Regions from separate parts of the Homo sapiens genome. Here region 1 is linked to region 2. The links are chromatin loops, found by intact Hi-C in ENCODE. Cell type or tissue: GM12878. All regions are shown on one strand. Links, peaks and the distances in the headings refer to the core of each region. The heading gives the core; the rest is flanking DNA.

Region 1 (11,519 bases), core at 3,260-8,259, 51 kb before region 2:
CCTCCTGAGTAGCTGGTTCTCCAGGCATGCACCACTATCCCTGGCTCATTATTTTTATTTTTGTTTTTTGTAGAGATGGAGTCTCACTATGTTGCCTAGGCTGGCCTTGAACTCCTAGGCTCAAGCCATCCTCCCACCTCAGCCTCCCAGAGTGTTGAGATTACAGAAGTGAGCCACGGCACCCAGCCTTGCCTGTATTTCTTGACTCCCTATTTCTCCAAAAACACGATTAAGTCTCCCTCATTCTATCGAGAAATAAACAAAATCCTTCCTTATGTTTTGCAAGGTCTTCTACCTGCCATCTTTTCTCCCTTCCCATGAGAATAGACCGTCTTAAAATAGTAGCCGCCACGTAGAGACATCACAGCAAATCTCTTATTCCTTCCTTGACCTCCTCCCTCAATCTGGCTTCTACCTCCATCACTCCAGGAACCTGGCTGGCTGCCTCCTACTTTCTAACTCCGAGGGACACTTCCAGGCCTTATGTTGCTTCATCTCGTTGGCATTTAACACTCCATCCTCTCCAGATTCTACCTTCTGACTGCCCCTGGTTGGGCTTCAAGCGATGCCAAATAGCTGCCACTCTTCGCCTTAGCTTATAAGTTTATATTTTATGTTTCATTACACACATATAAATTTGCATGCTATCCAAAGTATGTTATGGAAATAGACAAGGTACAAGCCACCTAACTTTTCAACATTCCTTAAAGGAAACCTCAGAAGAAAATACAGTTGAACCTCAAACCCTGTGGGGGTTAGGGGTGCTGCTCCCCCTACCCCATGCAGTTGAAAATCTGCATACGACTTTTTCTTTTTTTCTGGAGACAGCGCATCACTCTGTTGCTAAGGCTGGAGTGCAGTGACGCCATTATAGCTCACTGCAGCCTCCTGGGCTCAAGTGATCCTCCCTCCTTAGCCTCCCGAGTAGCTGTAACTACAGGCACACACCATCATAACTAGTTAATTTTTAAAATTATTTATAGAAATGGGGTTTCGCCATGTTGCCCAGGTTGGTATCAAACCCCTGAGCTCATGCAATCCTCCTACCTCAGCCTCCCAAAGTCTTGGGATTACAGGCATGAGCCACTATGCCCAGTCACATATGACTTTTGAATCTCCAAAAACTTGACTGCTAATAGCCTACTGTTGACTGGAAGCCTTACTGATAACGTAAACAGTTGATTAACACATATGTTGTGTGTTACATGTAATATATTCTGTATTCTTACAATAAAGTAAGCTAAAGAAGAGGAAATGTTATTAAAATATCATGAAGAAGAAAAAATATATTGACTATTCATTAAGTGGGAGTGGATCATCATAAAGGTCTTTATCCTTGTCGTTTATTCTTTTTTTTTTTTTGAGATGGAGTCTCGCTTTGTCGCCCGGGCTGGAGTGCAATGGCGCAATCTCGGCTCACTGCAACCTCCGCCTCCTGAGTTCAAGCAATTCTCTACCTCAGCCTCCTGAGTAGCTGGGATGACAAGCGCCCGCCACAATGCCTGGTTAATTTTTTTGTATTTGTAGTAGAGATGGGGTTTCACCATCTTGGCCAGGCTGGTCTTGAACTCCTGACCTCATGATCCACCCGCCTCGGCCTCCCAAAGTGCTGGGATTACAGGCGTGAGCCACTGTGCCGGGCCTCTCCTTGTCTTTTTCACATTGAGGAGGCTGAGGAGGAGGAAGAAAAAGAGGGGTTGGTGTTGCTGTCTCAGGGGTGGTGGAGGCAGAAAAAGATCCATGTATAAGTGGCCCCTTATAGTTCAAACCCAAATTGTTCAAGGATCAACTGTATTCTTTTCGAATTAAATGCCAGAAAGCTTTGGTTTTCCTTAAGGAACTAGCATATCATCTCACGGACAACAAAACTCAGAAAGCAATTCCCAAAATAGTTTAAAACAGACAAATGGTTAATGTCAGTCCCCGGAGAGAGAACCAACTGGAAATGATCACGGGGTGGCACTGGGGTGCAGACCATGTCCTATTTCTTGGTCTGGGTCCTGGTTAGGTAGCACCCAGAATACCCAAAACCCAAAGATGTATTCACCCATACAATGATTATCTCAGAGCACTGGTAAATTTTTTTAAGAAATCCCCATTTTCTGTTTTCTGACCAGAAAGTTCTGATCAGATTAGAGGCTCAATTATATTCTTATACAGTTTTATGACCAGCCAGGCACAGGGGCTCATGTCTGTAATCTCAATACTTTGGGAGGCCAAAGTGGGAGGATCACTCGAGGCCAGGAGTTTAAGACCAGCCTGGACAACATAGTGAGACTTTGTCTCTCAAAATTAAAATAAAATAGAATCTGGCCAGACACAGTGGCTCAAGCCTGTAATCCCAGCACTTTGGAAGGCTGAGGCAGGCGGATCACTTGAGGCCAGGAGTTCAAGATCAGCCTGGCCAATATGAGGAAACCCCATCTCTACTAAAAATACAAAACTTAGCTGGGTGTGGTGGCTTATGCCTGTAATCCCAGCTACTCCGGAGGCTGAAACAGGAGAATTGCTTGAACCCAGGAGGCAGAGGTTGCAGTGAGCTGAGATCGCACCACTGCACTCCAGCCTCAGCAACAGAGCGAGACTCTGTCTCAAAAACAAACAATAATAATAATACCATAGAATCTTATGACCTTTATTTCTGCATTCTGTTTTTTGTACTGATCTTGCTCCTCTGTTCTAAATTGTATTTTAGAATACAAATACAAATTTTTTGGTACAAAATTTTTTATGTTTAGTTTATGATCATATATTTTTTATTTCATTATATATACATGTCAAAAAATGCTATCCAAAATGCTTTATGGAAGTAGACAAGGTGTAAATAAATATTCTTTCAAGTAGGGTAAAATCTGTCTTTTGTTTCCATGTTCTTTACTCCTGGTATGCAGCAGTTGTTTGATGAATGCCGAAAGAAATAAAAGTTTATCTGTGAAGAAAAAGAGAACAAGAAAGCAAAAGCTAAAGGAGTCAGTAGGAGCTAAGGGAAGATTCTTTTTAAGATGAGAAAGATCTGAGCAGACCTACAGGGAGGTGGGAAGAAGCCAGGAGAAAGGAGTAAGTTAAAAATTGGGAGAATGAGGGCCAGGCACGGTGACTCATGCCTGTAATCCCAGCACTTTGGGAAGCCCAGATAGGAGGATCACCTGAGGTCAGGAGTTCGAGACCAGCCTGACCAACAGGATGAAACCCCGTCTCTACTAAAAATATAAAAATTAGTCGGGCATGGTGACATGCGCCTATAATCCCAGCTACTTGGGAGGCTGAGGCAGGAGAATCTCTTGAACCCAGGAGGCAGAGTTTGCAGTGGGCCAAGATTGCACCATTGCACTCCAGCCTGAGCAACAGAGCGACACTCCGTCTCAAAAAAAAAAAAAAAAAAAAAAAAGTTGGGAGAATGAGCTATAAGTCTTGGTCCCAGGAGAGACGAGGACGTAGAATGTACAAACAGGGCGAATCGTCTTGAACAAGGAAGAAGGAAGCACCTCCCTCCCAATCTCCTGGTTTGGGTTTCTGGTCATCTTTTTAACCTGTAAATAGCTGTGATGCCTCAGAACTCAGTTCGTCGTCTCTTCCATCTCCTGATGATCTCATCTGAGATGGCTTTAAATACCATCTGTACTCTGATGATTCCCAAGGCTGTCTCCAGCCCAAATCTCTCTCGTGAACCCAGGACTGCCCACTCAACATCTCCACCGGGAGCCTCAACAGACGTCTCCAATTTAACATGAGAAACACCCGACTCCTGCTCTCCTCCCAAACCTGCTCCACCCACAGCTGTCCCCGTCTCAGGCCAAGGAAGCTTGAGTCATCCTCGACTCATCTCACACAACTCACCAACCCATCAACACATCCCATTGCCTCCATCCTGAAAAAAACAAAAAGTTCAGAATCCTAGCACTTGGCAGACCTCCATTGGTACCCCACTGGCCAGCCACCATCACCTCTCACCTTGATTAAATGTTCACCTCCTAGCTGACCTTCCTGTTCCCACCTTGCCCACCCACAATCTTTCCTCAACACAGCAGTGAGGAGGATCATTTAAAAATGTTTCTCCTCTGCTCAGAGCCCAGCGCTGGCTCCCGCCTCACTCAAAGCAAAAGCCAAAGTTCTTACAACGCCTCCAAGAGTTTTCATTCTGCTGCCACCTTTATTTATTCAGGATTGCATTCTATTTAGGATTGCACTTTATTAAGGGCTGCACTTATTTAGGATTGTACTTTATGTAGGGTTGCACTTATTTAGGATTGCACTTTATTAAAGATTGCACTTATTTAGGATTGCACTTTATGTAGGGTTGCGCTTATTTAGGATTGGACTTTATTAAGGGTTGCGCTTATTTAGGATTGGACTTTATTAAGGGTTGCGCTTATTTAGGATTGCACTTTATTCAAGGTTGCAATTGTTTAGGATTGGACTTTATTAAGGGTTGCACTTATTTAAGATTGCACTTTATGTAGGGTTGCACTTATTTAGGATTGCATTTTATTAAGGGTTGCAATTATTTAGGATTGCACTTTATGTAGGGTTGCACTTATTTAGGATTGCACTTTATGTAGGGTTGCACTTATTTAGAATTGCACTTTGTTAAGGGTTGTGCTTATTTAGGATTGCACTTTATGTAGGGTTGCACTTATTTAGGATTGCACTTTATTAAGGGTTGTGCTTATTTAGGATTGCACTTTGTTAAGGGTTGCACTTATTTAGGATTGCACTTTATTAAGGGTTGCACTTATTTAGGATTGCACTTTATTAAGGGTTGTGCTTATTTAGGATTGCACTTTATGTAGGGTTGCACTTATTTAGGATTGCACTTTGTTAAGAATTGCACTTAGGATTGAGCATTATTAAGGGTTGCACAGACACACCCATGCCTCATCACTGTCTCAGGACCTCGTCCTCCTCCTCGGCTGTATTTCTCTCAAGAGCGTGTGTCACCATCTGACGTGCTATGTACAATTTACCTTTCGTGACTTATTTTTTTGTCTTCTTCTCTGCCTGCAAGTTCCGCAAGAGCAGGAGATTTTGGGTGTTGTGTTCACCACTGCATCCAGGTGCGTAGGACACAGTTTGGTAAAGGATCAATGCTCAGTGCGTATTTGTTCAATTCAATTTTCCCAAGTGATTCCGTTGCTAAAAATCCTTCAATGACTCCATCTCCTTCAAAATGAAGTGCCCGCCTTTCACGCACCCCGGGTCCCTTAGGATCTAACCCCTGTCTCCTCTCCGGCTTCTTCTTTTATCACATTGCCTCCCATAATGGTCAGACAGATTTGCTGCCACTCCCTCGAGTGTTTCTTTCACCTCTGTGCTTTGCATGTGTAATTTCTTCAGCCTAGGATGATATTTCATAGCCACCTCTGTTGGGACTCAGTTTGGGGATCATCTACTTGAAAGAAGCCTTTCCCAAGGCCAAGATCATCATCCTCCCAGGATCCACTAGACTCATGCCTCATGTATCCCATGACACACACTATTTAGCCCCCATCCCTTTACTTGAGAACAGGGGGCAGCCAATCTCACGTGGGTTCCTCCAACCCCTAGCTAGAGAGACCCTCTGCAAATGTTAGGTGGTGGTATTCACTTTTATGATGATGATTATCTTTGATCAACTTTTTTATTTTTTTGAGACAGAGTTTCTCTCTTGTTGCCCAGGCTGGAGTGCAGTGGTGTGATCTCGGCTCACTGCAAACTCCGGGAGGTGGAGGATGCAGTGAGCAGAGATCATGCCACTGCACTCCAGCCTGGGTGACAGAGTGAGACTCTGTCTCAAAAACTAAATTAATTAATTAAAAAATTATTAAATCAATGACTCTCCCCAGTAGGTACTAAGTGTCTCCACACAAATCAACTTACTCTTTTTTAATGGATTGATATATTGATAGACTCGTACTACGCACCAGAGTAGCAGTTGAAGCTCCTCTTTCCATTCAGAGCGGTTATCCCGTTTCAGAGCCTCTTCTCTTCTTCAAAGCATGAAAAAGAGGAAGTAGCACATGAAGAGGGAAGGCTGCTAGCAATCAGAACAGCTCCCAGGGCACTCCTGGAGTCCGCAGGCACCCGGTACAGGTTCCAGTGCAGGAGACATTTTTTTAATTACAGTTCAAATTTCCCCACAAATGGATCTATCTTAATCCCAATTTATTACAGTCACGAGGCTCTTTGATCTAACTGGCTCAGCTGTATTTCTTAAGTAAACTGAGTGAGAATTGGTTTTGCTTAGTCATTAAAAACCACCTATGTTGAAGGTTATGTGTCCACAGACTGGTGTGTATTCATTCAATAAACTTTTATGTTGTTTCCACGCCATGCCAGGCCCTTTGCTAGCTTTTGGGAGAGATAGAGTGACAGGGAGGAGGCCATCCCTGCCCTCAGAAAAGGCACAGTCCAGCAGTCAGTACAGGAGTCACTATAACTATTTAAACAGTCCAATCCTTTGTGTTAATGTTGACTTAACTCAAGGCAGCTGCAATTGAAAGAAGAGATACTCCTTTGTACAAGCTGCATACACAGACTTCAGCTAAATGACTCCATTTAATCCTGACAATGCTACCATGTTACAGACAGAGAAACTGACGCCCGCCCAATGAGATTAATCAGCAGCCCAGGCTAGGTGCTCTTGTGTGGTGAAGCTGAGACTCCAGTGAAGGTCTGTTGGTCCCCAAAGGCCATGCCTTTCCCACCACCTTGTAAGCTAAGAGCCCACCACGGCCATTAAAGAAATGTCAACGGAACACAGAACTACACAAAGTTGCCAGATCTAAACAAACTCCACTGGGACCTGCGTACAGCTTCTTGAAAGCCAGCAGCCATCAGTGAATTAAACACACACACACACACACACACACACACACACACACACACACACACACAACATTAAGTTGAAAAGAAAATTTGACACAAAGGAACAGTCTACTTAATTACTTATTGTTAATGGGCCCCAGCTGATACAAAAACACAGTTAGTGACATCTATTTCAAGCCTCTCTTGGCTTCCCCTAGAAAGTGAAAGAAGGCTGTTGACCTTTGGGCCACCAGGCAACAGAGGAAGAGGTGACTATAGCTGTGTGGACGAACCTTCTCCACTGAACGGTCTGTGAGCTCAAGGAACTCACCCGGCTAACCATGGCCTCAGTCCGCTTCTACCCTCAGCTCCAGGTGAGAATCTGACCCTCACAGACCAGCTGAGAGCACGACCTTTAAAAATGACCTCAAACCTCCAACGCCACCCTCCCCAAAGCCTCCTCCCTTTAACCAGCATGACCAAGGCCTCCAGGCTGAGTTTCTGTTTGCAGGAAACATCTCTCCCGGGGTTACTTCTTTAGAATCTTTAAATCAACCACACAGATCCACCGATGGGCATGGGGATAATAATTCATTCCATCAAGCGCTTCACTCATAAGTTCTGAATGGTCTCTCCTAAACCAGAGAGTTTCTGCCACAGCGGAGAGTTTGATGATTCTGATCATACAAAATGCATTGCACCCCCAGTGTCTGGGAAGCAGACAGGCTGACTTCCGGGACATTCATCCAGAGAAAGTGCCCATCCTTGGCTGGGGGATTGCAAAGGGATTTAGCTGCAAACGCGGTAACTACCGTTCATGGAAATGGTTCAGAACTCTGCAGGCAATCACTTTGGGGGAAAATCTCTACTCACGTGAGCTGTGTTTTGGCTCAGATCCCCCTCAAGACTTGAACGGGGATGTTAACCATTCAGCGTGTTTTAAAGCCCCTGGAAAATTCAGTAAAAGCACTTCCCCTCCCAAGCTCCTCTCCCAGGTGGGGAATTGGAAGTCCTTAGAACCCTGCCTCTAAGCCACAAGAACCCATGCCCCCGGGACCCCCAGAGATGACTGTCACTCAGGCCAATGAAAATGCCTCCCTCTGCCCAAGTCTGACTTTCAGGGATGTCTGTGGAGTCATGTCAAGCTGACGGAAAGGAAATCTTTCCTTTGGGTATGACTCGGAAAGAGCATTTCACCCAGAAGTCACCCCGTGAGGGTCAAAAACAAATCAATGAAGGATTTGCAGATAGATGTTCTCTGAGCCCAAGTACAATTTACACAATGCAATGTACAAAGAAGATAAATCTACTCCTTCTCTCTGCCAGGCTAGAGCAGATTCCTGAATCAAAACAACTCTTTGCCACAGAACCTGAGACTCGGCTAGAAGTGAGTTTCCTCAAAAGGCACAAGGGACAGGGTTAGGAATTCCTGAAATCATACAGCAAGCATTTGAAAGGAGCAGCGTTCAGAGAGTAAAGACGAGGGGAGAATGAGGGCAGGGGCGGGGAGGGGGGACAGGTGTCGGCAAGATGTTCCTCCGGGACGACTTACAGGGAAAGTTGTATGGAATGAGTTTTCCAATAACGTAGGAGTGCAGCCACACAGCCATGTTCTGACCGAGTGGCAGGGCACCGATTTGACAGGCAAGTCGAGTCAGGGTTATGCCCTTTTCATTATCTCCAAGGGGAAAGGACCCGGCCGGGAGGAAATGGTTTTGCATGAGCCAGAGCTGAAAGAAGCGTGTCTCCCCACTCCTCCAAACCACTTTGACAGCTGGGTGAAGCTGGGGCCAAAACAAACGTGCCAAGAGCCACCACCACCTCCAGATCTCCCTACCCCTCCCCTTCCTCGGAAACCCATCAAAACTTGATTCTGTCTCAACTAAACACAAGCTGGGAAATTGGAGAGGAGGAAGAGGGGAAGAGGAAAAGCAGAAGGGGGAAGGCAGGCAGCATCCATGCAGTCAGTTATATCATTGACTGAGAGACACACAAGCTTCAGAGTGTCATCGGCAAGGGTCATACCTCCTGCTGATCTCGGGGGAAATTCTCCAAGATCCATGGCTGGGAGTTAAGGAGAATCTCTAAGCCATCAGGAAGGAGCAGGGCACTGCAGCTCCTCAGAATGATGGACCGGGGCGAGCTTTAATTAACAGGGTCTGATGCCTCTTCTTTTTTGGTAACTGAGCAGATTTAAAGGGCTAGAGTCCCAATTTGAAGGGTGCCAGTGCTGCTGCCGTGGCTGCTGCCGTGTCTGCTCTGGCTGCTGCTCCTGCTGCTGGGAAAGCTTCCTGCAGCCCTCTCACTCCAGCAAGAAAACGGGGCTGAGAAGGTGGAAAAGTGCCCCCAGAAACACCGGAGTCTCTCGGGCTGCATGGTTTGAATCGGAACCACAGGGCTGTGGACCCACGCACTGCCTACCCTAGGAAGTACCAAGGTCCTGCTCGCTGTCTTCCAGACCGAGGGAAAGAGCGGGGCTCCGTGGAGGCAGGGGGCATCGGTGACACCCTCTTCAGACACGGGGCTGCACGGGACACTGCCTGGGGAAAGTGGGAAACCTGGTCTGTACTGTGTGCTCCCCTCCTGAGAGCACTGCCACTTATGTAAGCTGCATGCACACACGCCTACCCATGTACACACACACCTGCCATGCACACACCCATGCCTGCCTATTATACATACGTGCCTGCCCATGCACGCACACACACCTGCCCACGCACAAACATGCCTACCCATACATGTACACACACCTGCCCATGTACACACACATGCCTGCTCGTGTATATGCATACACATTCCTATGTACACACATACCCACCCGTGTACACACACATTCCTGCCCATGCACACACACATGCCTGCCCATACCACACACACGTGCCTGCCCATGTACACACATACACACACGCTTGCCCATGTACACACACAGACGCCTGCCTAGGTATACACATGCCTGCCCATGCACACACACACACACACACACACATGCCTGCCCAGGTACACACATGCCCGCTCAGGTTCACACATGCCTGCTCATGCACACTCACACACATGCCTGACATACCACACACACACACCTACCCAGGTACACACATGTCTGCCCGTACACCCATAGATGCCTGTTCATGCACACACATCTTCCCATGCACACACACCTACTTGCCCACTTTTCCAGCCATGTGCCTGCAGCCAGCTAGACACACTGCCTGCATATTACAGGCAGATCACCAAGAGAAGTAGTTGTGACACACAGCATGGCCAGGAGTGGAACAGAGAAACGTAGCCACAGGGATGAGGGGAAGAGCAAACCCGTGTTGGGAGTTCCTGGCATCTCCGGCTGCCTTTGATAGAGCACGAATCTGTGTCAAGGACAGTTCCTGTGTCAGGGATAGAGGGTCAGCCTCAGAGACCCCCTTCCCACGCTGCCTCTTTTTGCTTGCCCCTGCTTGAGCAGCTGCTGGTCCCTTTGTGAGCCTGTCTTGGCTAAGACCGCCACACCTCATCCTCACAATAGCTCATTGCACTTGGCATCCCACACTATGGAGTCGGTTTTTCCGAGATCTTTCTTTAGTCAATATGGTGGCACCTTGCGTGATCTTTTTTTTTTTTGACGGAGTCTCACTCTGTTGCCCAGGCTGGAGTGCTGTGGCGTGGTCTCGGCTCACTGCAACCTCCGTCTCCTGAGTTCAAGCAGTTCTCCTGCCTCGGCCTCCCGAGTAGCTGGGACTACAGATGTGCACCACCATGCCCGGATAATTTTTTGTATTTTTAGTAGAGACAGGGTTTCACCATGTTGGCCAGGCTGGTCTCAAACTCCTGACCTCATGATCTTCCCCCCTCGGCCTCCCAAAGTGCTGGGATTACAGGCGTGAGCCACCGCACCCGGCCGCATGATCTTTTTAATGCCATTTTCCCCTCATAAGCACGTGAAATAAATCCAGCCAATTGGTGCTCAGAAGCCAGAGATCTCCAGGGTACGTGCCTTGGAGTGAGTGTCAGGGGTGTCCAGGAGGGAGGTGGGCTGTAGTGTCAGAGTGAACCCCAGATCCCATCTCAGCTCTACTAAGAGCATGCATTTGACCCCCTTCCCCTTTTGAGCCTGGGTTTATAATTTGAAAATTAGACAGGGTTGAACTAAGCCAGTAATGCTCTTAACAGAAAGGGAAAGGAAGGAAGGGGATATATGGACTTTTAGAAAGCTTGTCAATTATCTCAGCACCAAGGTTGACCAAATCTTCTTGGCAGATGCGGACGGCGCACTGCAGAGGGCATGCCCTAAAAATCTTGAGAAAATCTGAGCAGGATCATCTCTAAGGACCTCAGAGTCCGTGAGGGATGGAGCGGAATGGCCACAATCTCCCAGATCCTAGCCACTTCTCTAAGAAATGGACCCTGCACTGGGCCAGCTCAGACTGGCAATGTCAGAAAGAGTAGGCTTTCAGCAAAATCCCTGAGCTTTCCCAGCAAACCTCCCTCTGTGCCCACTTTACCCCTGCCTGGTTCACACCCTTAGATACCCACAGCCCTCACCCCCACTGGCCGGAAAATCTTTGTCAGCAAAGAATCTGCCGTCAGGCTGGGCGCGGTGGCTCATGCCTGTAATCCCAACATTTTAAGAGGCCAAGGTGGGAGGATCACGAGGTCAGGAGATCGAGACCATCCTGGCTAACATGGTGAAACCCCGTCTCTACTAAAAAAACACAAAAAAATTAGCCGGGCATGGTGGCGGGCGCCTG
Region 2 (11,519 bases), core at 3,836-8,835:
TAAAAATAAGAATAAGTTTTAAAAAGGACTAATACTTTGGGAATTGATAGAGGTTAGGGGGCCTAAAGTTCACTCTCCCTTTCTTTCAGAATTCCAGCTAATAAGAGAGCACTCAGTGAGTGGCCAAATGGATACCAGAGAATCATTGTTATTAATGGGCCACAGAGTACTTACTAACCCCAAAGTGTAGGGCTCTCTGCTAAACTATATTGGAGCACGTGCCTTGGACCAGATATCTGATGTGTCTCCTGTTACCCTGCCAGCTTCAGGAAGAATCACAGGCCTGCCTCACGTACCCATTCACTTTTTTTTTAGATATAGGATCTCACTCTGTTGCCCAGGCTTGGGTACAGTGGTGCAATCATAACTCACTGCAGCTTTAATCTCCTGGGATCAACCCATCCTCCCTCTTCAGCCTCCCAAGAAGCTAGGACTGTAGGCACATAGCACCATGCCCAGGTAATCTTTTTATTTTTTGTAGAGATAGGGTCTCACTATGTTGCCCAGGCTTCCAGTTACTTCTTAAAAACTGATCCTTATTCTGACCCAGGTGAGCTTACTCATGGAAGCTGGAAGCATAGGAGAGCCTACAGACTCCTTATCGACCATGAGACAGTCAAGATAGATATGGTAAAATTTTTTTTTCTTCTAAACTCAATCCCCAGTTATGTGGTTCAAGGATTATTGGGCCCTGTGAGTCCATCCGCCAACCCTCCACCCATGTGAAGAAGTATTGAAACCATGGGAACAGAAGTGAAGCTTTTCCCTCCAATACTCCTCCTCCAGGCCACAGATTCAGAAGGCCATCTCCTCTTTGGAAACAGGGGAAACAGGCAGAACAAGGGAAAATCATTCTCCCTTGACCAAAAAGAATCACGATAGCTTTTCTGAATTCAATTCAACATATCCTTGCTGAGTACCTGTGATCCCAGCCCTCCTGGCACAGTCTTATCTGTAAATATTCTTAGCAGAAGTAAGAAAGCAGAATTGGAGCTTTTCTTATCTTTCACTTACACTTTCTTAGTACGATTTTTCTGGTAGCTTAAGTCTGATGTCCTATGAAGTGTGAGGGATCAAGCCCAGGACAGTCTAATCTCGAGAAAGAGTGTCACTCTATTAAAGTGACTGAATCCCACTGAGCTTGTTCACCAGCTGGAACCGCAGAACTCATGTTGTTTCTTGACTGTTTGCCTCAAGAGGAACCTCTTGAAAGAGCCTTTATTTCATGTTCCTAAAAACTGGAAGCAGCAAAAAGAAAGGAGTGGGTATGAAGGTTGGCAATTGCACCCTCTAAAGCCAACCCTTTGCATGAAGATAAGAAGGAAAGACACTATGGTGGAGGGGGTGGGTCCCATGGTAGCCCCAACCTTCAGCACCCTGTGACCAGGCAAGAGACAGTTGTTGCACCGTCTTCCTCATAGCAGAGTCTAGCTGCACTCAAAGACTTCCTTATCACTCCCCAATTCCAGGGCTGCTGGGACATGTACCCCAATGTCTTTCTCATACATTTCAGGTACCAGGAAGTCCACATATGGCTGGATCCTCATATGAAGCCAAGTCTCCTGGCTCCTAGCCAGGGCTCTCTAGACAGCCTAGTGGAGACCATTCCAGATAAAAATTACTTTCTTTGGTGTCTTTGCTGTCTTAGGCAAAGGAATTGCAAGTAAAGCTTGAAGAGATTAAGGCTAAAGAAATAAGTGGGAAGAAATAGAGACCATGGCTTCTCCTTGGCAAATAGAGGAAGACCTTCCACATTAGTAGAGTTCAAAAGAGTCCTCCAGAAATGGTCGTCTATAGTGTGTCTTTCCACATCAATCTAACCCCCAAGGGCTTAGGGATTCCAGCAAGTAGAAGACCTTTAGAAAATGCTTATACAGTATGATCTCAATTATGCAATTATAAAATAAAACAAAATAAACAAAAACACTGTGTGGACAAAAAGACTGGCAGAAAATACTATAAAATGTTGACAGAGAGGGTTATATAGAGCAATGACTCTGGAGTCAGGCAGACGCGGATTTTCATCTCCTCTGCCATTTACCCACTGTGCTGCCGTGGCCATGTTGTCTAACTTCTCTGACCTCAATTTCCTCCTCTACAGTAGGAATAATAGCACCTACCTCAAAGTGTTTGATATGGTTTAGCTCTGTGTCCCCACCCAAATCTCATGTTGAATTGTGGTCTTCAGCGTTGGAGGAGGCGCCTGGTGGGAGGTGACTGGATCATGGGGGGCAGATTTCCCCCTTGCTGTTCTCCTGATAGTGAGTGAGTTCTCACGAGATCTGGTTGTTTTAAAGTGTGTAGTACTTCCCCTTTGCACTTTCTCTCCTGTCACCATGTGAAGATGTGCTTGCTTCCCCTTCACCCTTCCACCATGATTGTAAGCTTCCTGAGGCCTCCCAGCCATGCTTCCTGTACAGCTTGCAGAACTATGAGTCAATTAAAGCTCTTTTCTTCATAAATTACTCAGTCTCAGGTAGTTCTTTAGGCAGTGTGAAAATGGACTAATACAGTGTTGTTGTGAAAATTGCATTATATAATGTATGTAATGCCTAGTGCTTAAAATGATGCTCAAGGCCGGGCGCGGTGGCTCACGCCTGTAATCCCAGCACTTTGGGAGGCCGAGGCGGGTGGATCACGAGGTCAGGAGATCGAGACCATCCTGGATAACATGGTGAAACCCTGTCTCTACTAAAAATACAAAAAAATAGCCAGGCGTGGTGGCAGGCGCCTGTAGTCCCAGCTACTCGGGAGGCTGAGGCAGGAGAATGGCGTGAACCCGGAAGGCGGAGTTTGCAGTGAGCCAACCAGCCTGGGCAACAGAGCGAGACTCCGTCTCAAAAAAAAAAAAAACAAAAACAAAAACAAAAAACAAAATGATGCTCAAAAATTGGTGGTTGCCCAGGTGCAGTGGCTCATGTCTGTAATTCTAGCACTTTGGCAGACTGAGGCGGGAAGATCAGTTGAGGCCAGGCCTTCAAGAGCAGCCTGGGCAACAGAGCAAGATCCTATTTCTGCAAAAAGTTAAAAAATTAGCCAAGTATGGTGGTGTGCACCTGTAGTCCTAGCTACTCAAGAAGCTGAGGCAGGAGAATCGCTTGAGCCCAAAAGGTTGAGGTTGCAGTGAGCTATGATTGCACTACTGCAGCCCAGCCTGGGCAACATGGTAAGACTCTGTCTCAAAAAGAGAAAAAAATGGTGTTCTGCAGCCTGACAAGGGTTCTTTTCTTTCACGTTCATTCCATGAGGCACTTCACTGGGGCCTTCAGGACTGCTGTGTGCAAATAAAGCCCATTTCTTCAGGACAAGCCTCTGCCCTGTGCAATTAGCTGCAATGGGGAGGTAGTGGGGAAATGAAAACTCATAGAGTAGAGAGGAAGACCACTGCTCACAACTGCACTTTTATCCTCTCATTAAGTGACCAGAGGCCCTGAAAGAACACACCAACGGTCATTTTTTGCACAAGTAGCAAACACTGAGACACTGTTCCAAACAGCAAGGTAATTCAAGATGCCATAAGTTATGTCCTCTTGTTGCAAATATTACATAACAGATAGAATTTTCCCTTTAACTAAGATATGGGGCAAACTATGGAGGCCAAACAAGGGACTCCAACTCTCAAAGGCAGTTTCTCCAGTGCCCTCATCATGCTCCCAATCTCATCTCTACCCTTGGGCTCAAAGGATCAGGCACCTAGGCTAGGCCACAGCTTTTCAAATTACAACTACTGCAAACAACAGAGGTAGCCGACAGGTAAGACACAAACAGAAATGTGCCACCTTGGCCTTCAGTGTGAACTACATTTGTTCTCAAGAGTGTTTAAGCCAATAGCTCATGGAATTTAAAACTGAGAATGAACTTAAATGTCTAAGCCTTGGTTTCCCATATAAGACTCAATCTATTGACATACCCAAGGTCAGAGAGTTAGTGGCGTGATCTTGGTCAATTCAAATAGCAAAGCCAGGTCTAGAAGCCAAGCCTCCTAACTGCCAGCCAAAGATGCTTCCTCTAAAGATGGATTTTGTTTTGTCCCACATTGCTGGGTTGATTGGTTCCACCCTTTGGGAGGTGCTTACTACAGGGGCTGTTGTACAAGATGGAGCAACGCAGATCTTGCATGCAAGTTGGGTGAGAATTGGAAGCAAGGCCTTGCCACCTGTGTAGTCCTGCGGCTGCTGTTTCTCACAGTCACAAGCTGTCACAGACCTCCAGCTAATGCCAGCAGGGCTGTGGGGGCACCATGCCAACCGCTGGGTCAGCCCTCGTGGCTCTAATAGTTGGACTAGTGATTAGAATGAAAGTACCCACTCTTATCTGGACCTGGTCATTATCTGTGAATGGGGACAACAGATGAGCCCCTCACAGCACCATGGCAACGATCAGAAAATACACTGGCTGCCGAGCACCGGAACAGTCGTGCTCCTGCAATGCATCCCTGCTGGCACATGCTATCCAGGACGTATGGACAATGGTATGTTCGATCCTCAGAAAATCGTCATCTCCATCACAGATGACTAACACATTTGCAGAGACTAAATCACAAGGACAACAAGATAAATGTAAAAATGTAGCTGAACACGAGTATTCTTTTTTACAGCTTTGAGATAGAATTCACCCATTGAAAGTATGCAGTCCAGTGGTTTTTAGAATACTCACAGAATTTGGCAACTATCACCACAACCTAATTTTAAAACATTTTCATCACCCCCGAAAGAAACTCCACACCCTTTAGCTGATATTCCCCAGTCTCCCGCCATCTCCCCGGGTCTCCCACCACCTCCCCGGGTCTCCCACCATCTCTAGGCAGCCACTAATCTCTGTCTCTATAGATTTGCTTATTCCAGACATTTCACAGAAATGGTATCATACAATATGTAGTCTTTTATGATGACTAAATGGCCTCTTTCATTTAGCATAATGTTTTCAAGGTTTGTCCATGTGATCAATTATTCTTTTTTTTTTTTCCTTTGAGACAAAGACTGACTCTGTCACCCGGGCTGGAGTGCAGTGGTGCAATCTTGGCTCACTGCAGCCTCCACCTCCCAAGTTGAAGTGATTCTCCTGACTCAGCCTCCCGAGTACCTAGGACTACAAGCATGCACCACCACTCCCAGCTAATTTTTGTATTTTTAGTAGAAACAGGGCTTCACCATGTTGGCCAAGCTGGTCTCGAAATCCTGACCTCAGGTGATCCATCCGCCTCAGCTTCCCAAATTGCTGGGATTACAGGCATGAGCCACTACACCTGGCCGATTAATTATTCTTATCATAACTCTTACAGCATCTTTTCTAGATCTTGAAGCCCTTCTGAAATGTCCTCAAACATTTTGGTTACTATTGGAAGGAAAACAAATTCTATTTACCCAAGTTTTTAGTGTGCTAGTGCAGGTGGCATTGTGTTATTGCTGAGATAAGGTCAATCAATTTATTTATCTGTATCAACAGCCACTAAATACTGGGCTTAAAAAATATTTAGTGTGCTTTGTGGGTGTAGTTTTCTCATCATGTATAAGTCTAGGGCTTGTGGCAAGAAGCAATTATTCCCAAAATAACACACTTTGGAAGACTGACACAGGAGAATCGCTTCAGGCTAGGAGTTCCAGACCAGCCTGGGCAACATAGAGAGACCTCGTCTCCACAGAAAAATGAAAAAATAAGCTGGGCATGGTGGTGCATGCCTGTAGGCTCAGCTACTCAGGAGGCTGATGCAGGAGAATCGCTAAGCCCAGGGGTTCAAGGCTGCAGTGAGCCATGATTGCGCCACTGAACTCCAGCCTGGGCAACAGAGCAAGACCTTGTCTCTAAAAATCTGAGCCCCGTGGAACTTGGAACAACTCTCTTTCACCTGATGGATGTTCGTGCATTCGGGGATGCACAACACTGCCCTCTGCTGGACAGTGTTCCAGGAAGACTAAAAAAGTCAGTAGAATACACCAGTCAGAAATGGCACCAAAGGTCCAGAGGACCTGCTAGCAAGCTTACCTTTATTTGTTCACTAATCAAAGAACACTTAAAGGGCACCCACGCCGTGCCAGGCACTGTCCTGGTAGTAACGCAAAGATAGGCAGTGACTATTGCCCTCCAAGTGCTCCTTGTTAGAGAAGTTCTTTTTGACGCAAGCTGGGACACCTCCCCACCTGCGGGAATTCCCTGGACCTCAACTTTGCCCAGAACACATGTCTCGGGTACCACATCAAAGGCAACACAGGCCGGGCGCGTTGGCCCATGCCTGTAGCCCCAGCACCGTGGGAGACCAACACTGATTGCTTGATGCCAGTCTGGGCAATATAGCGAGACCCCATCTCTACAAAAAAAAAAAAATTATTTTAATTACCCAGGTATAGTTGGGCACACCTGCAGTCCCAGCTACTCAGGAGGCTGAGGAGGAAAGATCGCTGGAGCTCAAGAGTTCGAGGCTGCAGTGAGCTATGATTGTGCCACTGCACTCCAGCCTGGGGGACAGAGAAAGACCCTGTCTCAAAAATAATAATAATAATAATAATAAGATTGTTCCTCTCCATATGGTCCTCCCCAAGGGCTGTGTGAGTGCCCTTATGGCATGATAGCTGGCTTCCCCAAAATAACACCTGTAAGCTGCAACGCCTGCATGACCTGGTCTTGGAAATCACCCCCTATTACTTCCACTTTCTTCTGTGAGCCACACAGCCAGCTCAATCCAATGAGGGAGGGACCCACACAAGTGCATGAATTCTAGGAGGCAAGAATCATTGAGGGCCATCTTGGAGTCTGACCATTGCGTGATGATTCCATTTTTCTTCCATTTTCCATTCCCATTTGAAGGTCAAAATCCAGATTCCTAACTGTTGTTTGAGTCCACCCTTTAAATTTCTGCCAGGTGTTCATCCAATCTCTACCCAAATCCTCCTTGGGCAGGAGTCCAAGGTCCTCCAGCTCTGACTGGTCTGTCCTCAGATGGCACTGACTCTTGGAGATCTCCTACCCAGGCTGGGTCAGTTCCTCCTCGTGTGAGTCCTTCAGTTAGTTAAAAATAGCAACCACGGTCCTTCAGTAAATATTGATTGAGACCTACTCTGCACCCAACCCACTGTGCTAGCTGCTAGGGACATTGCAGGGAACAAGGCACAGTCTTTGTCCCAAGAACTCATTTTGGTTTGGCATCCCTTGCTCCATTCAAGCAGGTCCATGCCACACCCCATGAGCAAAAGACCCCTAAGCCTGACCTCAAAGAAAACCCCTCTCTGTTAGTCAAGGCTCTTCTGGTAGCAAATAACAGAGAACAAAACTCAAATGGCCTCAAGAAAACAGAGAAGTGTGGACAAACGGTGGGCTATAAAGTTGCTTGGAATCTGAGGCAAATCGTTATTGCTTCCGAAATACAATTGAAAAGATGTGAAGCTGATGGATAGAAAGCCACAGAATTTTTAATATTGCTCTGATATCTAGCATCCTTCCTGAACTTTTATTTTAATTAAAATTGCTTCTATAGATTCTTTCAGATTTGTATATCATGGGCAGATAATTCTATTTCTGTTTCTTCTATTCCAATTTGTTATTGTTTTCAGTTTTTTTGTTTTGTTTTGATGCTCTGTTGCCCAGGCTAAGGTGCAGTGGCACAATATTGGCTCACTGCAACCTGTACCTCCCAGGTTCAAGAGATTCTCCTGCCTCAGTCTCCCAAGTAGCTGGGACTACAGGCATGCATCACCATGCCCAGCTAATTTTTTGTATTTTTATTAGAAACGGGTTTTTGCCATGTTGGCCAGGCTGATCTCGAACTCCTGACCTTAGGTGATCCACCTGCCTCGGCCTCCCAAAGTGCTGGGATTACAGGTGTGAGCCACCATGCCCGGCCTCATTCCAATTCTTACACCTTTTCCTTTTTGCTTATTTTTACACTTGTTAAGACCTCCAGTATAATGGAGAATGAAAGTAATGATAGTACACATCACTACTTTATTTTTAAATACTTTTTTCTTCTAGCTCTGATAATGGGGGATAGTTTGTATCAGAAAAAACCATCTGTTGATAACAACTGTAAACAATGGACAAAATATTAAAACAACTATATCATGTCCTTGGAGAGTAGCCAAAGCCTGGCAGAAATTAGGGAACTATAAGCCTTGGAAAAATGGAAGTACACAATGTGAGATTCAAGTTTAACCAGCTTTTCTTCTGAAAGCACTCTTCAATTTGTTTGGGGCCTAGGGACTAGAATTCAATCAAAAAGCTAACAGTTGGGTTGGGTGTGGTGGCTCACGCCTGTAATCCCAGCACTTTGGGACACCGAAATGAGAGGATTGTTTAAGACCTGGGCAACAAAGCAAGACCTCACCTCTACAAAAAATTTTTAAAATTAGCCAGGTGTGGTGGTGTGCACCTGTAGTCCCTGTAGTCAGCAACTAGAGAGGCTGAGGTGGGAGGATTCCTTAAGCCCAGGAAGTTGAGGCTGCAGTGAGCTGTGATCGCACCACTGTATTTCAGCCTGGGCAACAGAGCAAGACTTATTAAGCTAAAGTTTTATTAGGGCTTATAGTCTTATGAGGCCAAAGAATCATAGGTGAGAATTTGGAGCTGCCAGAGAACTGGAACTGAGAGACAAGGAATGTGGAAAAGGAAGGAGCCACAAAATCCTTATGTAAGTACGCTCTCAAATCCTTGGCTGAATTTTAACGTCTGTGCATGGAGGAAAGATTCCAATGAGCCCAGAGGAAAGGAATAGCTGAAAGGGAAAAAAAGCTGAGCAGAGATTTTAGCAGGCGCTCAGTGCTATTAATAGAATGACAGACTTGGCCGGGCACAGTGGCTCATGCCTGTAATCCTAGCACTTTGGGAGGCCAAAGCGGGTGGATCACCTGAGGTCAGGAGTTCAAGACCAGCCTGAACAATATGGTGAAACCTCGTCTCTACTAAAAATACCAAAACTAGCCAGGCGTGGTGGCACGCATCTGTAATCCCAGCTACTCAGGAGTCTGAGGCAGGAGAATCGCTTGAACCTGGGAGGCGGAGGTTGCAGTGAGCTGAGATCACGCCACTGCACTCCAGCCTGGGTGACAGAGTGAGACCCCATCTCAAAAAAAACAAAGGAATGACAATGACAAACTTTAGAGTTAAAATCTCACCAACTTAAAGGGATTTGATAAATACTTCAAGATTTTTAATTACTCCTCAAAGGGCCATGCCCTGAGATTAGGAAGCACATGCTAGGGTTAAGAGCTACATCCTAGAAACGAGCAAAATCAAAACAGAACCATGAAACAAAGCTTTCAACTAAACTTCTGGGTGATCTGCCAGTGGGTCTACTAGATCTGCTAGAACAGAATTTAACACTCTTCAGAGGAAGATAACAGAATGCAGAGTCTCTACAATGTATCATCCACAAGGTTATTATACAATAAAAAAATTACCAGACACGTGAAGAAGTAACAAAATGTGACGACTAATAAATAGAGGGGAAAAAACAGTTAATAAATAGTATCCCCACAGGCAACCCATGTGTTGGTATTGAGAAAAGGACTTTAAGATAATTCATAACTATACATTAAAGTTTTACAGAAGAGAAATTGGTTGTAATGGATAAAGAGACAGAGAATCTCAGAAAAGATGTGGAAACTCTCAAAAAGTACCAAGAAGAAATCTTAGAACTGAAAAATACAATATGAGAAATTTTTAAAAACCATTACACAAGATTTGTAGAAAATTGAATATGGGGGATGGGGAAAGAAAGGTTATTGATTTAAAGACAGATAAATAGATAAATTATCCAAAAGTAATCCAATGTATAAAAAAGGTGAAAGCCTCAATATCAAGTAATACCAAATAGATCCATAATACCAAACCTCCCTAATGTGTATTTGCCATCTCAGGAGGAGGGAATAGAATCGAGAATTTTTAAAATTTCAAGAAATATTGGCCAAAATTTCTCCAACTTTGGTTATAAACATCAAATCCTATTTATAAGAGGCTTAACAGGCCTCCAAAAAATTAGTTAAAAAAAAAACTTATACCTAGCCACATCATGGATAAAAACCAAAAAGAAATAGAAAATCTCAAAAGCAGTCAGGAAAAAAAGACACATTACATACAAGGAAGCAATAATAAAAATAACAGCCAACTTTGTACTCAATAAATGGAGCCTGGAAGACAAGGAAATTACATCTTTAAAGTATAAAAAGAAAAAACTGTCAACTTAGAAGTTTATGTCCAGTAAAACTATTCTTCAAAAATGAATGCAAAGAAAACAAGACATTTTTAGATAAATTCAGTTGAGATCATTTTTTGCCAGCAGATCTTTACCACGAGAAGTGCTAAAAGAAATTTTTTAGGCTGAAGGGAAATAATATTATTTGGAAAAGGAATACTACAAGTTATTAATTAATAGTTGATGGATTCATGAGTTTTCTTTTTATCACAAATGCAAAATATCATTATGAACTCATTCCTCATTATGATAAATAAAGCACTAATTTAGGTACTTTTTTTAATGTTTTAAAATAAACATTCTTATGAATTATTCATATACTTATTTTGCAAAATATCAATTTAAGATAAATTGACTCATACACAGACTCATACGCAAATAATTGTTCCTTGGAAAAAGGAACAATACTATTATAAAAAGGAATTAGTTAATATTGGGGCAAATATAAAAGAATAATTGTCTATAAGGAATAATTTTTTTTGAGACAGAATCTCACTCTGTAACCCAGGCTGGAGTGCAGTGGTGCAATCTCAGCTCACTGCAACCTCCACCTCCTGGGTTCAAGTGATTCTCCTACCTCAGCCTCCCTAGTAGCTGGGATTACAGGAACCTGCCACCACACCTAGCTAATTTTTGTATTTTTAGTAGAGACGAGGTTTCACCATGTTGGCCAAGCTGGTCTCAAACTCCTGACTTCAAGCGATCCACCCACCTCAGCCTCCCAAAGTGCTGGAATTACAGGCATGAGCCACTATGCCTGGCCAGCTGAAAGAAATCTTTTAGGCTAAAGAGGAATAATATTATTTGGAAAAGGAACACTACAAATTATTAATTAATAATTGATTGATTCATGAGTTTTGTTTTCATCACAAATGCAAAATGTTATTATGAACTAATTCCTCATTATGATACATAAATAAGGCAATAATTTAGGCACTATTCTTCTGAATGTTTTAATATAAACATTCTATAAATTATTCATATTATTTTGCAAAAAAATCAGTTTAAGATAAACTGACTCACATGCAGACTCATATGCAAATAATTGTTCCTTGGAAAAAGGAAAAATACTATTACAAAAAGGAATGAGTAGTATTGGAGATGGTTAATATTTGGGCAAATATAAAAGAATCTATAAAAAATTATTTTTTAAGAATTTGCCATTAATTATAATTTTTGCTGCATACTTCCGCAAAACTTTCTTTCTTTCCTTCCTTCCTTCCTTCCTTCCTTCCTTCCTTCCTTCCTTCCTTCCTTCCTTCTTTCTTTCTTTCTTTCTTTCTTTCTTTCTTTCTTTCTTTCTTTCTTTCTTTCTTTCTTTCTTTCTTTCTTTCTTTCT

Evidence for each region. Peaks named below come from ENCODE experiments on the same cell type or tissue, not always from the same donor. Only the 100,000 strongest peaks of a DNase experiment are listed, where the experiment ranks them.
Region 1: a loop joins it to region 2, with 6 times the contacts of the local background. A loop is called at or near these places in 1 of 110 quality-filtered maps.

Annotation. Positions count from the first base shown.
Region 1 is chr7:72,438,234-72,449,752 of GRCh38, forward strand. It overlaps a transcript of CALN1 not described here. Among named protein-coding and RNA genes, the nearest start is that of CALN1, 32 kb to the left of the region's middle. RefSeq lists enhancers at 8,770-9,270, 9,271-9,771. In GM12878, for the core only: no CTCF peak of the experiment used is centred there; a DNase peak (open chromatin) is centred at 5,989.
Region 2 is chr7:72,488,388-72,499,906 of GRCh38, forward strand. It overlaps a transcript of CALN1 not described here. Among named protein-coding and RNA genes, the nearest start is that of CALN1, 82 kb to the left of the region's middle. RefSeq lists an enhancer at 5,621-5,680. In GM12878, for the core only: a CTCF peak has its summit at 5,901 (motif pointing left); a DNase peak (open chromatin) is centred at 5,924.